Regions from separate parts of the Homo sapiens genome. Here region 2 is linked to region 1. A link is an interaction called in ENCODE POLR2A ChIA-PET data of the cell type or tissue named here. Cell type or tissue: Panc1. All regions are shown on one strand.

What was found. ChIA-PET counts read pairs that join two places held together with the same protein. Peaks named below come from ENCODE experiments on the same cell type or tissue, not always from the same donor. Only the 100,000 strongest peaks of a DNase experiment are listed, where the experiment ranks them.
Region 2: POLR2A ChIA-PET joins it to region 1 with 8 read pairs; 2 of 35 experiments call an interaction of 5 or more read pairs at or near these places.

Annotation. Positions count from the first base shown.
Region 1 is chr12:77,793,108-77,801,107 of GRCh38, reverse strand. It overlaps a transcript of NAV3 not described here. Among named protein-coding and RNA genes, the nearest start is that of NAV3, 34 kb to the left of the region's middle. In Panc1, no CTCF peak of the experiment used is centred here; a DNase peak (open chromatin) is centred at 4,195.
Region 2 is chr12:77,648,941-77,656,940 of GRCh38, reverse strand. It overlaps a transcript of NAV3 not described here. Among named protein-coding and RNA genes, the nearest start is that of NAV3, 180 kb to the left of the region's middle. In Panc1, no CTCF peak of the experiment used is centred here; no DNase peak of the experiment used is centred here.

The DNA of each region.
Region 1 (8,000 bases):
GAGATTAAGTATTGTACCTGAGGTCTATCTGGATTAGAATCTGAATTAGAAAATAATTTTTTAGACTCTCAATCTCAGGTACACAAATCAAAGAAATAGATATCAGTTCTAGGAGAAAATATGGTTGTGATATTTTTCCCTAATTACTTCTTTAATAAAATCTTATAATCTTCTCTGAAGAGTTCTAATGTTCTTAAAAGTGATGAAGAGTGTCCTAGATGAATAAAGGACTTGAAAGTAAAGAAAAATCTAATAATTGCTAGCATTTATCTTTCAAAAAAAAGCATAGAAAGAAATGAGGAGTTTTCTGTTTGTGTGTTTTATCTTACAAAACTGTATCTCCTAAAAAGCAGATCTTAAAAATAATCCCCCTACTAAATCATCACAACTCATTCTGGTATAAGCTTACATATATGGGCCAATTCTACAGATTCCAGTGTGTCGTAAAGATGCAGTTACACAATCAATTCTAAGTAGAACAGTAAACTTTAAACAGTAAACTTGTAAACTATAGTAGCTTCTACTGTACTTAAAATCCATAAGAACAAAATGTCTATTTTCTTTCGTTTGTAAGTATTAAAAAACTAAGACTCTAATGAAGTTACAAATATTTAGTAACTATCAAAAAATCCACATTCCCCAGGAAGAATGTGAGCACCAAGAACATTGAACCATTGTACAATCGCTAGGATCCATTAACTTTACACTATAGGAAAAAACACTTTCCTACAATGACAGCCTGACTGAAGTTGGTGTGATTTGTAGGTTTAAAAACCCTCAGATCTTTAGCTTTGGAAAATGAGTTTTATGTTCCATTTCTGCATTAGGAACACTTTCATTTCTAAAGCCCACCCATAAATACAAAGTCCTTTCCTGCTCTCCCCTTTTCCCTTTTGGCCTTTACTATGCTTAGCAAGCCAAATGGAATCTTAAAAGTGGCTGCCAAGTTCAAGGCTCAAGAGCCATTTCTTAATGCTACCACTGATGTTCCATGACAGGATGAGACTATTATTATTAAGCTATTATTCACTGATAATTTGAATGTTTTCACTAAGTTATATCTTTATGAAAGCAAGTAGATGCTATGGTGAAAATGATACATTTTAGGACATTGATCTAATTGTATAAGTTTTTGTGACATCAACTCCCAGTATTCACTGAACTTACTGTTGAGATTCTGGGGAATCAAAAACTACAGTAGCATTATAACTAATAAGATAATATAAAAGATTATAACTACATATCGTTATTGAATATTTTATATATATACATATGTAAAGATATATACATTCACATCCACATATGTAACATTTGTGATATGGTACAGTATAGTGGTCAAAAGTATGTGTTCTGGCATCAAAACAACAGATATGAACTATCACCACCATCTGCTTGTACACAACCCAGGGAAGTTCATTTGCCTCTTGGTATTTCATTTTCCAATTTGAATTTAAAAAATAAAAGGGCTATGGCAGGAACGAAATAAGGTAGTATGTAAAGAATTCAGCACAGTGTGTGACACACATTGAGGGCTCCTTTAAAATTAGGTGTAATCACCATCATTAGCATAATCATCATTGTCAAGGGAGGAATAAACCTTCTTAATATTTATCACCAATCATAGCTACTAATATTTGGCTCATTCACATTCTGACATAAAAGTTAAAATTGGGCAATAATTCTAAATAAGGAAGTATGTTGATTAAAGCTTTAAAATCAGGTACCATTATATGCCCATTTCATGAGCATGAATATTAATGAAAGCATTTCACATAAATTAAAATTTCACTAAAGCGAGGGAGGCTCAAAAGTTGTATTTGTGGTAGATGATTACAATAAAGAACCCCAATAAGTATTTTCTCCTATCATCTACATCCATGTGTTGTCTCTTTTCACAGTGACTTCTTCCACACTTGCTTTGGCCAATAGAAAATCAGCAAATACTATACAAAGATACCTTCATGGTGCCTGAACTTTGGGGTATTCCCTCTCTCTTGCGGCTCAGGTTCAAGATAGGCTGCTATAGACATGTGGCCCAACTGAGAGCTAGTACCAACTGCCATACATGTGAGCAAGGTTATCAGAGACCAGCGGCTGACTGCAAATGCAGAAGTGCAATCAAAATACATGGAGCAGAGAAAAGCCATCCCAGCCAAGCCACAGAACTATTTCCTAATAAATGGTTTGGGGGTGTTTTGTTCTGCAGCAAAGCTAACACAGTATTTCTCCTCCAAATACGTAATTTCTAAATTACTCATTTGGGTGAAACAGTAGTTCCATTTTATTAATGCCTTCATTGGTACATATTTATGTCACATCAACAGAGGTAATAAACACAGTAACAAACAAAGCCTAATCCTATGTGAATTTTGGCCTCAAGAACCTCCTCATAGTAATGTGAGGTCAGACAACAGGAAGTTTCCTCCAACAATAATTATAGCATTTGTTATAATTTAAATAAAAATAATTTAAAAACTAACATTTATATATTAAGGCTTCATACATTATTTCATTTAGTCCTCACAACAGCCCATAAAAGAAGTTTTACTATTATTCTCTTTCCTCATGTGAGGAAAGTGAGGCTCAAGGATTAAATAATTTGTCTAACATTATACAGCTATTAAATCAAATACTCTTCATAATTGCTATAAAGTTTTACAACTTTATATTTTATATTTTTGCATTCCAGTAAGTTTATAAGTGTAAAATTATATTAAATTATACTTAGCAAATTTATTTATATATCTTAATAACAATGAGTTTCAAAAAATATTAGTGGAAATGCTTAATTTCAGCTTGCCTTTACTCAAATAAATTTAGTTAAATATCCAGTTGGTGTTACCTGCTCTGAATCAAGCTTCTTTCTCACTCATCAAACAAAGTCATTTGTTTTTGGGGTTTTTTTGTTGTTGTTGTTGCTGTTTGTTTGTTTGTTTGTTTGTTTTTGAGACACGGTCTCACTCTGTGGCCCAGGAGGGAGTGCAGTGGCATAATCTCGGTGAGCTACAACCTCCACATCCCCGGTTCAAGCAATTCTCCTGCCTCAGCTTCCCTAGTAGCTGGGATTACAGGCATGTGCCACCACTAATTTTTGTAATTTTAGTAGAGACAGGGTTTCACCACGTTACCCAGGCTGGTCTCAAACTCCTGGCCTCAAGGGATCTGCTTGCCTTGGCCTCCCAAAGTACTGGGATTACAGGCATGAGCCACTGTACCGGGTAAAACAAAGCTATTTGAATAAATGATCTTTAAGGTACTTTTTTTTTTTTGAGACAGAGCCTTGCTTTGTCACCCAGGCTGGAGTGCAGTGGCACAATCTTTGCTCACTGCAACCTCTGCCTCACGTTCAAGCAATTCTCCTCCCTCAGTCTCTTGAGTGGCTGGGATTACAGGCACGCACCACCACCCCTGGCTAATTGTTGTATTTGTAGTAGAGACGGGGTTTCACCATATTGGCCAGGCTGGTCTCAAACTGCTGACCTTGTGATCCGCCCACCTCGGCCTCCCAAAGTGCTGGGATTACAGGCCTGAGCCACCACGCCCGGCCTAAGCTACTTTAAAAAAAAAAAAAAAAAAAAAAAAACTTTTTAAAGATTCTACGTTTAAGACTTAGGTAAAGAAGAGTAAATAAGGAAACTAATGTGTTTACCAATTTGCCCAAAATATATAATAAAATCTATAATAACAAACTTTTATTAAGTTTAATATATACATAATGAATATATTGAAAGTCACAAATGGGCTGTTTTATATAAAACCATATGTAGAAAGTAAATTTTAGGAAAAACAAATGAGAGCCTGAGAACTTGAGTAATACTCTTACTATTTCTGCTACTGGGTAGCTGGGCAATTTGAGCTCTTTGCTTCAGTTTACTAATTAGTAAAATGGAGACAATAATGCATATTCAGTGACAATTTTGTGAGGAGCAAATGAATAAAAAACAATAAGATTTACTGTTTATCTACCATTTAGTTCGTTTGTGGTAGGCATTGTACACCCATTATCTCCATTCTCACAAATAGCATGAAAGTGGACTATAATTTTTACCAAGGCTACACATCTTAGACAAAAGCAAGACACTGCTCAAATCCAGATATAGGCATACCTCAGAGATTTTGAGAATTCATTTCAAGTCCACCACAATAAAGTAAATATTATGATAGTGAGTCACACAAACTTGTTGGTTTCCCAGTACATGTAAAAGTCATTTTTACACTGTAGTCTATTAAGTGTTCAATAGCATTATATTTAAAAAAAAAAACCTTAATTAAAAATACTTTATTGCTAAAAGTCTTAACAGTCATATGAGCCTTCAGCAAGTTCTAATCTTTTTGCTGGTATAAAGTCGTGCCTCAGTATTGACTGCCACTGACTGATCAGCAAAGGTGGTGATTGCTAAAGGTTGGGGTGGCTGTGGTAATCTCTTAATATAAGATACCAATAAAGTTTGCTGCATTGATTAACTCTTCCTTTCATGACAATTTCTCTGTAGCATGCAATGCTAATTGATAGCATTTTATCTACAGTAGAACTTTCAAAATGGGACTCAGTCCTCTTGAACCCAGCCACTGCCTTATCATCTAAGTTTTTGTAATATTCTGAATCCTTTGTTGTCATTTCAAGAATGTTCACAACATCTTCACCCAGAATAGACTGTGTTTCAAGAAACAAATTTCTTTCCTCATCTGTAAGTAGCAACTCCTTATCTGTTTATGTTTTATCATGAGATTGCAGCAATTCAGTCACACCTTCAGGCTCTACTTCTAATTCTAGTTCTTGTGCTTTTTCCACCACAACTGCAGTTATTTACTCTGCTGAAGTCTTGAAACCCCCAAAGTCATCTGTAAGGATTGAAATAAACATTTTTCAAACTCTCATTAATGTTGATATTTTAACCTCCTCCCATGAATCATAAATGTTCTCAATGGCATCTAGAATGGCAATTTTTTTCCAGAAGGTTTTTTATTTACTTTGCTTAGATCCATCAGAGGAATCTCTATCCATAGCAGCTATATCCTTATGAAATGTATTTCTTAAACAATAAAACTTGAAAGTCAAAATTACTACTTGATCTTGACAGGATTCTGTGTTACCATGCACGGAAACAGCACAAATTTTCTTGCACATCTCTTTCAGAGCTGCGGAATTACTGAGTGGATTGTCAATGAGTCATAATATTTTGAAAATGTTCTTTTCTTTCCAAGCAGTAGGTCCCCAAAGTAGGCTTAAAATATTCAGTAAACCATGCTGTAAACAGATGTGCTGCCATCCAGGCTTTGTTGTTCTATTTATAGAGCACAGGCAGAGTAGATTTAGCATAATTCTTAAGGGAGTTAGGATCTTCAGAATGGTCAATGAGCATTGACTTCAACTTAAACTCATCAGCTACATCAGCCCTTAACGTTAGAGTCAGCCTACCCTTTGAAGATTTGAAGCCAAGCATTGACTTTTTCGTTATGAAAGCCTTAGATGACATATACTTCCATATAAGACTATTTCAATGTACTTATATGCAGTATAACTATACTGCACATACATATAGTTATACTGCATATATGTGTACATAATAATGTACAGTAAATTTCATTTACTGTACATTGAAAGTCTGTTGTTTAGTGTAGCCATCTTCATCAGATCTTCTGGATAACTTGCTACAGATTGCACATCATCGCTTGCTGCTTCACCTTGCACTTTTATGTGGTGGAGTTTGCTTCATTCCTTATACCTCATGAACCAATCTCTGCTAGCTTCAAAATTCATCTACAGCTTCCTCACCTTTTTCAGCCTTGTTACAATCGAAGACAGTTAGGGCTTTGCTTTGGATTAGGCTTTGGGTTAAGGGAATGTTATGGCTGGTTTGATCTATCTAGACCAGCAAAGTTTTCTTCAAATCAGTAATAAGGCAGTTTTGCTTTCTTATTCATGGAGTAGCATTTTTAATTGCTACTTAATTACTTTAATTTTCCTTTGCATTTGCTACTTGGCTAACTGGCTCATTAAGCCTAGCTTTCAGTCTATCTTGGCTTTCAATGTGCCTTCTTCAATAAGCTTAATCTTTTCCAGCTTTTGATTTCAAGTGAGAGGCATGTGACTTGTCCTCTCGCTTGAACACTTAGAGGCCACTGGAAAGTTATTAATTGACCTAATTTCAATACGGTTGTGTCTCAGAGAATAGTAAGGCCCAGGGAGAGGGACAGAGATGGGGAAATGGCCGATTGGTGGAGCTGTCAGAAACACACAGCATCTATCAATTAAGTTTGCCATTTTTTATGAGCACGATTTGTGCTGCCCCAAAACAATTACAACATAACATCAAAAGATACTGATCACAGATCACCATACCAAATACAATAATAATTAAAAAATTGGAAATATCATGAGTATCACCAACATCTCATATAGAGACAAAAGTGAGCACATGCTGTTGAAAAATGGCACCCATAGATTTGCTGGATGCAGGGTTGCCACAAACCTTCAATTAGTTTTTTTAAAAAATGCAACGTTTGTGAAGCACAATAAACCAAAGCACAACACAAGGAAGTATGCCTGTATCTCTGGCTCTGCCGCATTGTGCTTTGAAAAATATTAAAGTTGGTGTTAAAATAACATGAATTTAGATACATAACTGGCTAGATTAATCTTCTAGATCAACCGCCAGTTGACTGGGATCTTGACTAGAGACTGGTAAGGGTGTAGGGATCTTGAAAATGACTTAGTATAAGTGCAATAAGCAAAAGAAGACCCTAAAAAGTTTACTTATTTGATCAATATGTTACTGACAGCTAGAAAACAAGAAGGCTATGAACAGATTTCTGACCTCAAATTCAGTGCTTTTCTTCCCTAATATAATACATTGGAAACTATAACATATCTATACCTTAAATAGATGATATAATCTACAAGGAACTTTAAAAAATTTACAAGACAAGAAACAAACATCCCCAGCAAAAAGTGGGTGAAGTATATGAACAGACATTTCTCAAAAGAAGACATTTACATGGCCAAGAAACATATGAAAAAAAGCTCATCATCACTGGTCATTGGAGAAATGCAAATCAAAACCACAATGAGATCCATCTCATGCCAGTTGGAAAGGTGATCATTAAAAAAGACAGGAAACAACAGATGCTGGTGAGGCTGTGGGGAAATAGGAATGCTTTACACTGTTGGTGGGAGTGTAAATCAGTTCAACCATTATGGAAGACATTGTGGTGATTCCCCAAAGATCTAGAACCAGAAATACCATTTGACCCAGCGATCCCATTACTGGGTATATACCTAAAGGATTATAAATCATTCTACTATAAAGACACATGCACATGTATGTTTATTGCAGCACTATTCACAATAGCAAATACTTGGAACCAACCCAAATGCCCAACAATGATAGACTGGATAAAGAAAATGTGGCACATATACACTATGGAATACTATGCAGCCATAAAAAAGAATGAGTACATATCCTTTGCAGGGACATGGATGAAGCTGGAAACCATCATTCTCAGAAAACTAACACAGGAACAGAAAACCAAACACTGCAGGATCTCACTCATAAGTGGGAGCTGCACAGTGAAAACACATGGACACAGGGAGGGAACATCACAAACAAGAGGGCCTGTCAGGGTGTGGGGGGCAAGTGGAGGGAAAGCATTAGGACAAATACCTAATGCATGTGGGGCTTAAAACCTAGATGACAGGTTGATGGGTGCAGCAAACCACCATGGCACATGTATTTGTTACCTATGTAACAAACCTGCAAGTTCTGCACATGTATCCCAAAACATAAAGTAAAATAAAAAAATTAAAATAGAGAAATACTTACCACTTCTTTTTCAAATCTTAAGCAAAATACCACCTTTTCAATGAAATCTTCCTGATCTCAATGTAACATTGCCCAATTTTTTATAACTATACTGCTTTTTTCTTCTAAGGTTAATAGCTATAATATTTTTTATTTACTCATTCACACATGCCATTATTGTTCATATTTTTTCAACTA
Region 2 (8,000 bases), 140 kb after region 1:
GAGATTCTGGTATGTTGTGTCTTTGTTCTTGTTGGTTTCAAAGAACATCTTTATTTCTGCCTTCATTTTGTTATGTACCCAGTAGTCATTCAGGAGCAGGTTGTTCAGTTTCCATGTAGTTGAGCGGTTTTGAGTGAGTTTCTTAATCCTGAGTTCTAGTTTGATCGCACTGTGGTCTGAGAGATAGTTTGTTATAATTTCTGTTCTTTTACATTTGCTGAGGAGAGCTTTACTTCCAACTATGTGGTCAATTTTGGAATAGGTGTGGTGGGGTGCTGAAAAAAATGTATATTCTGTTGATTTGGGGTGGAGAGTTCTGTAGATGTCTATTAGGTCCGCTTGGTGCAGAGCTGAGTTCAATTCCTGGGTATCCTTGTTGACTTTCTGTCTTGTTGATCTGTCTAATGTTGACAGTGGGGTGTTAAAGTCTCCCATTATTAATGTGTGGGAGTCTAAGTCTCTTTGTAGGTCACTCAGGACTTGCTTTATGAATCTGGGTGCTCCTGTATTGGGTGCATATATATTTAGGATAGTTAGCTCCTCTTGTTGAATTGATCCCTTTACCATTATGTAATGGCCTTCTTTGTCTCTTTTGATCTTTGTTGGTTTAAAGTCTGTTTTATCAGAGACTAGGATTGCAACCCCTGCCTTTTTTTGTTTTCCATTGGCTTGGTAGATCTTCCTCCATCCTTTTATTTTGAGCCTATGTGTGTCTCTGCACGTGAGATGGGTTTCCTGAATACAACACACTGATGCGTCTTGACTCTTTATCCAATTTGCCAGTCTGTGTCTTTTAATTGGAGCATTTAGTCCATTTACATTTAAAGTTAATATTGTTATGTGTGAATTTGAACCTCTCATTATGATGTAAGCTGGTTATTCTGCTCGTTAGTTGATGCAGTTTCTTCCTAGTCTCGATGGTCTTTACATTTTGGCATGATTTTGCAGCAGCTGGTACTGTTTGTTCCTTTCCATGTTCAGTGCTTCCTTCAGGAGCTCTTTTAGGGCAGGCCTGGTGGTGACAAAATCTCTCAGCATTTGCTTGTCTGCAAAGAATTTTATTTCTCCTTCACTTATGAAGCTTAGTTTGGCTGGATATGAAATTCTGGGTTGAAAATTCTTTTCTTTAAGAATGTTGAATATTGGCCCCCACTCTCTTCTGGCTTATAGAGTTTCTGCCAACAGATCTGCTGTTAGTCTGATGGGCTTCCCTTTTGTGGGTAACCCGACCTTTCTCTCTGGCTACCCTTAACATTTTTTCCTTCATTTCAACTTTGGTGAATCTGACAATTATGTGTCTTGGAGTTGCTCTTCTCGAGGAGTATCTTTGTGGCGTTCTCTGTATTTCCTGAATCTGAATGTTGGCCTGCCTTGCTAGATTGGGGAAGTTCTCCTGGATAATATCCTGCACATTGTTTTCCAACTTGGTTCCATTCTCCCCGTCACTTTCAGGTACACCAATCAGACGTAGATTTGGTCTTTTCACATAGTCACATATTTCTTGGAGGCTTTGTTCGTTTCTTTTTATTCTTTTTTCTCTAAACTTCCCTTCTCGCTTCACTTCATTCATTTCATCTTCCATCACTGATACCCTTTCTTCCAGTTGATTGCATCGGCTCCTAAGGCTTCTGCATTCTTCACGTAGTTCTCGAGCCTTGGCTTTCAGCTCCATCAGCTCCTTTAAGCACTTCTCTGTATTGGTTATTCTAGTTATACATTCGTCTAAATTTTTTTCAAAGTTTTTATCTTCTTTGCCTTTGGTTTGAATTTCCTCCTGTAGCTCGGAGTAGTTTGATCATCTGAAGCCTTCTTCTCTCAACTCAAAGTCATTCTCCGTCCAGCTTTGTTCCATTGCTGGTGAGGAAGTGCGATCCTTTGGAGGAGGAGAGGTGCTCTGCTTTTTAGAGTTTCCAGTTTTTCTGCTCTGTTTTTTCCCCATCTTTGTGGTTTTATCTACTTTTGGTCTTTGATGATGGTGATGTACAGATGGGTTTTTGGTGTGGATGTCCTTTCTGTTTGTTAGTTTTCCTCCTAACAGACAGGACCCTCAGCTGCAGGTCTGTTGGAGTTTGCTAGAGGTCCACTCCAGACCCTGTTTGCCTGGGTATTAGCAGTGGTGTCTGCAGAACAGTGGTTTTTCATGAACCGCGAATATGCTGCTGTCTGATCGTTCCTCTGGAAGTTTTGTCTCAGAGGAGTACCCGGCCATGTGAGGTGTCAGTCTGCCCCTACTGGGGGGTTCCTCCCAGTTAGGCTGCTCAGGGGTCAGGGGTCAGGGACCCACCTGAGGAGGCAGTCTGCCCGTTCTCAGATCTCCAGCTGCGTGCTGGGAGAACCACTGCTCTCCTCAAAGCTGTCAGACAGGGACATTTAAGTCTGCAGAGGTTACTGCTGTCTTTTTGTTTGTCTGTGCCCGACACCCAGAGGTGGAGCCTACAGAGGCAGGCAGGCCTCCATGAGCTGTGGTGGGCTCCACCCAGTTGGAGCTTCCTGACTGCTTTGTTTACCTAAGAGAGCCTGGGCAATGGTGGGCACCCCTCCCCCAGCCTCGCTGCCGCCTTGCAGTTTGATCTCAGACTGCTGTACTAGCAATCAGCGAGACTCCGTAGGCGTAGGACCCTCCGAGCCAGGTGCAGGATATAATCTCGTGGCGCGCCATTTTTTAAGCCCGTCGGAAAAGCGCAGTATTTGGGTGGGAGTGACCCGATTTTCCAGGTGCCGTCTGTCACCCCTTTCTTTGACTAGGAAAGGGAACTCCCTGACCCCTTGCACGTCCCGAGTGAGGCAATGCCTCGCCCTGCTTCGGCTCACGCACGGTGCGTGCACCCACTGACCTGCGCCCACTGTCTGGCACTCCCTAGTGAGATGAACCCGGTACCTCAGATGGAAATGCAGAAATCACCCGTCTTCTGCGTGGCTCATGCTGGGAGCTGTAGACCAGAGCTGTTCCTATCCGGCCATCTTGGCTCCTCCCCCAACTATCTCATATTCTTTACTTCAGGGGGTATCTGCATGCTTTTTCTTGGTTAAGAAAACTAGAATTTTTTTCATTACTTGTCCCACATATATGCATATATACATGTTCAAACATGAAAACAAATATGTGTGTATGTGTACAGAGCTATAATGCATTTGTGTATATTATATGTGTTTATATGTAAGAATATATTTCCATTGATGTATAAATATAAAGATAGAGCATTATGTTGTATTCACCCAGAAGTACTGCACTATACATTGGCAATATAGCATCTTCTGGAAACTCCTCCCAGCAACATCCCATTTCAAGAAGAAACTCAAGAAAATGATCCAATACTTTGTTTTGCACAAATCAATAGTGTTATATGGCTATAAAAAATGTGTTCTGTAAAATTTTTCCAACACACGATAATATCAAGGAATTCATTAATTCTCAGTTAATTTAAATTTGATTTTCAAATCCAATTAGAACTATGAACTTCCCTTTCTGAAGTCAAAAAGAACAATTAAAATATATGCATAATTTTAAGTCAGATTTGAGACAGCCTCCTCTTTTCAAATACATGTATGATCATGTAATCAAGATATTAGTCTATCTTTTTCTTTAGGGTTCTACTGAATATTTATTTATTCATTCAGTCAGTCAACAAATACTCAATTAGCACCTGTCAGTATCAGGCACTCTGCTAGGTACCAGTGATAGAAAGGGGAACAGGGACAGGTTCTGCTCTTGAACAGCCAAAGCAGGTGCTTACGTAAGTCTACCTGAGCATTTTGGCAGCTTAGAACATACCATTCTCAAGATTCATCATAGAATCAGCTTTTGCTATGTTGCATTCTGTAACCCTTCTTGAAAATCAGCAATATTAAAGGCTCTGACCCGTTTTACAGTAAAGAAATCTGTTTTATCTTCTGTATTCCAGTTTCTTAAATTTATTTGACTAGGTAATATTTTTCAGCCACATAACCCTATTAACATCCATTGAACACACTTTGAAAAATACTAAAAGCTTTGTAAATTCCCTGTATAAAATCAATAACTCTTTTATAACAGAAAAACAGACATATCTAGCATTGCTTTCACTTCACAGACACATGCTGATTACAGTATTTGTAAACTGACAAACACTGATTGCTTGATAATGGGCTCTACTATTTTTCCAGCCAGTGCTGAAGTATGGGAGTTATCTTGAACAATCTATAATTTTAAAAATCATTATTTTACTAAAGATGGATCTACTTAATTTTTACTATCCCTTAGGTCTATCCTTTGTCCTTTTCCAAAATCAAGGATTATTATACTTGTGTCTCAGGTATTTAGTTAAGTCTTTAATGGCAATGAATCTGGACATATGAATTTGGGTACATTTTGATAAATGTATGATTTTTTTCTTGGTATTACAGGCATACATCTTTTTAGTATTCTAGTTTGGCTTTTGATTGTTCCTGTCAGTTGTTTACATCTTTATTGCTTTGAAAAGAGAGAATGTTTGAGATTGTAAAAAGTGAAGGAGTAGAATTAAAATGTTTCTTTAAAATGACAGATATTAGGTACTAGGAAGACAGAAGTAGTACAATAAAGAGAAAGGTGAACTTTAGGGAGTAGGCTCTATGGACTTTGAAGCAACACGGCATAGTGTTTTAGAATGAATCTATAATGAAAGTGTCTGACTGCCAGCTTAACCAATCCCTATCAGTGTGACCTTGGGCGGGGTATTTAAACCTCTCAGAACCACAATTTCTCATCTGTAAAATGGAGATATTTATGATATTGGGAATTTGCTATTTGTTAAATACTGTTCTGAGTACTTCCAGTTTCACTGCTGTTAGCAACCTATGAAATAGGTGGTAGTAGTATTACAATTTTATAGGTAAGGACAGTAGAGTGATGTTAAATCCCAAAAAGCAGAGTAGAAAGCTGCTATTTTTTGCCTTCCCTGCATTTTTCTACATTTTTCTGGTCATCACATCCCCACCACTATTACTTTGAAAGCTCCGCTTTTCCCACTAGTACCCTTCCTTTCCCTAGACACAGTTGGAGAATTGACCAAACACAAGCTGACCAGATTTTCTCTGAAATTAGATTCGCAAGCCCAGGACACCAGTTGTTGCTACACCCAGCCCAGCACCTCTGACTCTTTCTTTTCTAAAGCCTGGATCTTCAGCTGTACTTCTATTACATGAGTTACCAATTTAATGACATGAGTTAGTAAATTTAATTTTTCCATGAATGGTCACATTTTACTCTGTTGTATACAACTGACGTAGACTAAAAAATAATAACCACCAGCTTGGCTAAAATTCCAATTCTAGCCCATGAAACCTTAAAATATGGAAAGATCATTGGCTTTCTGATGAAGCAGCCTCACAAACATGGTCTCAGGCAGTTAAGGGCAGAGGCAAGCACTGTACCAATAACATACAAGGTTTAAGAGGTTTTGTTTTGTTTTGACTTAAAGTATTTCAATATCCCTGTGGCTATTAAATGATCTATTCCAATCATCATTCATATAAGCAGTAAGAGCTGTTGAAGAAAAAAAAGGCACGGGAAAATATTTGGGGAGTAACAAGCTAAATCAACAACAAAATGGATAAAACACAAGAATAGATCAGTCAGAATAAGTCTGAAAGGATTAAGGGCTCACAGAGAAAAAGCATTTGAAATGTTACTTCAATCTTTTTAAAGTCAGTATAAACAGGGTAGGATGTTCTCTTGGGTTTTAAAGGCCAAAATTTTCTAAGGAATTGATGAAGTAATGTTTGCCAAAAAAGCAATTATGCAAGCAGCTAGACTGAAAAGTAGAATTTTTTTTTTATAATTAACCTGAGTCAAAAGAAAGGTATAGTCTCACACATTTTTCATGATGATGTATCAGCAATGTGCGATATAGTTGTACTTTGATGAGTTTAAAATACTGACCAGCCAGTTTTAATAACTGAGTCATTATAAGGATTAATTTACCTAGATTTAAAATAGTTACTATATATTTATAAAAAATGGAATTTTTATCCTCCGTGCTCAATCAGATCAATGTCTTAAAAGCAAGGTAGAGAGCTTTGAAGCTGTTCCTATCATTATCAGTATCTTCATTTTTATTAAGTCTGTCACTGAACTAATAATAGATATTAATAAGACTTTCTCTATGATCTTCATAAGTCTGTTTTAGACAATACCATAAAAAGGAAATTTAAGTCATTAACTAATGTTTACATGCAACTGATATCAGGCTCCAAGACACTTTCAGGTTTATAACATCCATGAAACAAAAATCTATTTACAAAAATGAATTTTATAATATACATAGTTTTTAAATTGAAGTAATAAACCACACTAAATAACTAAAGTCAAGCACATATAGAAATAGTATAATGGTTCATAATACATGTAAAATATTCTTTTCTGCATCAGATTTTTACATTTAAATCTTTTAAAATCCTGCATTGGGCTAATTAAATATATTTAAAATCAAAGCTTCCAACTGTACCTCCTTGAAACTCAACATCAAATGAAACTACCTCATGACAGCAGAGAAGTGGCAATCAGAGATTTTTCTCAGGTTGGTTGTTGGTCTCTCCAACTATTTACCAAGATTCGGCTTAAATACTGATCTTTAGGGAAGACTTTCTTGATTCACCCTCTCCTCCACAGTAGAGGGTTAACTTCCCCGATTGCACCTCTCAAAAACATCCCATGCTTCTTCTTTAAAGATATTAAAACAAGAAATTAAACTACTCTGTGTGTGATTATTTGCGTAAGGAACATTTTTATTACAAGTTTCATGGGAATCCAACTGACTGCTTTATGGCTACATCTGAAGAAGCCAGCACAAAGCCTGGCACCTCGGAGGCACTTAGGAAATACTAATCTAAAACAGGAGGGAGCAATAGAAGGTATGACATGGGTCAAATCTAGGGAAGGCAAACTTAAGACAAAAAGAACACAGGGAGAAAGGACACCGGGGCCATACCACTGAAATGAGACAACATATCTCACTGTATGTGAACAAAAAGATTGCTGTTTCAGCTTATTCTGGCTAAATGATTCATGAAGGAACCCTAACCAAAATAAAATAGCAACTCAAGGTCTTCTTGGTAAAGAAAATAAAACTATTGCAAAGTATAAACAAAAGTAGAGATTGTCACTTAAAAAAATCGATTAAATCATTTACTTTCAAAGGCATATTTCAAAATCTTTTGTCATAAAAAATATAGCAGAAAGGAAGTGATACAGGCAAAATGATCTTATATTTGTCAAGACTAACTGCTCAAATTTAGTCTATTATTACAAAATCAGTTTTAAATAAGATTAAAATATGAAGGTCACAATAATGTTACAGTAAACATGAATTTCATTCTTTTATTTTAAAATTTAAAGACTATCTTTCTATTTCTGATTTACTCTTCTTATTAGTATGTTGAGTTGTACTTTTAGAATCAAAGATAATCCAAGAACTCAGCTGTATAATTAGATGCAAACAGCATGATGTGCTAATTTATGCCTTTTAATTAAACAAGATAAATTAAGACTTGAAATACCAATGGAACGAATGGAATAAAAAATAATATAGTGTATGATGTATTACCATACAGGGTTTACATTTAACCAATTACCTCTCTTATTACTAAAAATCTATATAGAAATAGAAATACGCAAATACTATAAGACTGTGAACAGCCGCAGATCAAATGACCACCTATGTAATACTCAGTAAATTATCCTCAATGCTTAGCGGTATGTCTACCATATAGTAGAAGCTCAAGAAATATTCATTGGTTGAATAAGTGAATGAATATTTCATTTCTAATCTGGGTCCATCTGTGAGCAGTGTGGTCTCTCTGTAAAGCTGTTGGCTTAAACAAAGTCCAAGAATATAGTTTATATTCCAACTATATTATAACATTTTATTTAGGAAATTAAAAATAGAACACTGAAGAAGCCCAGCTACTGAGAATAATCTATGATTACAGCAGATCTCCTAAGACTGATTCTATCTGGACCACCTTCCTCATACTGTCCTATT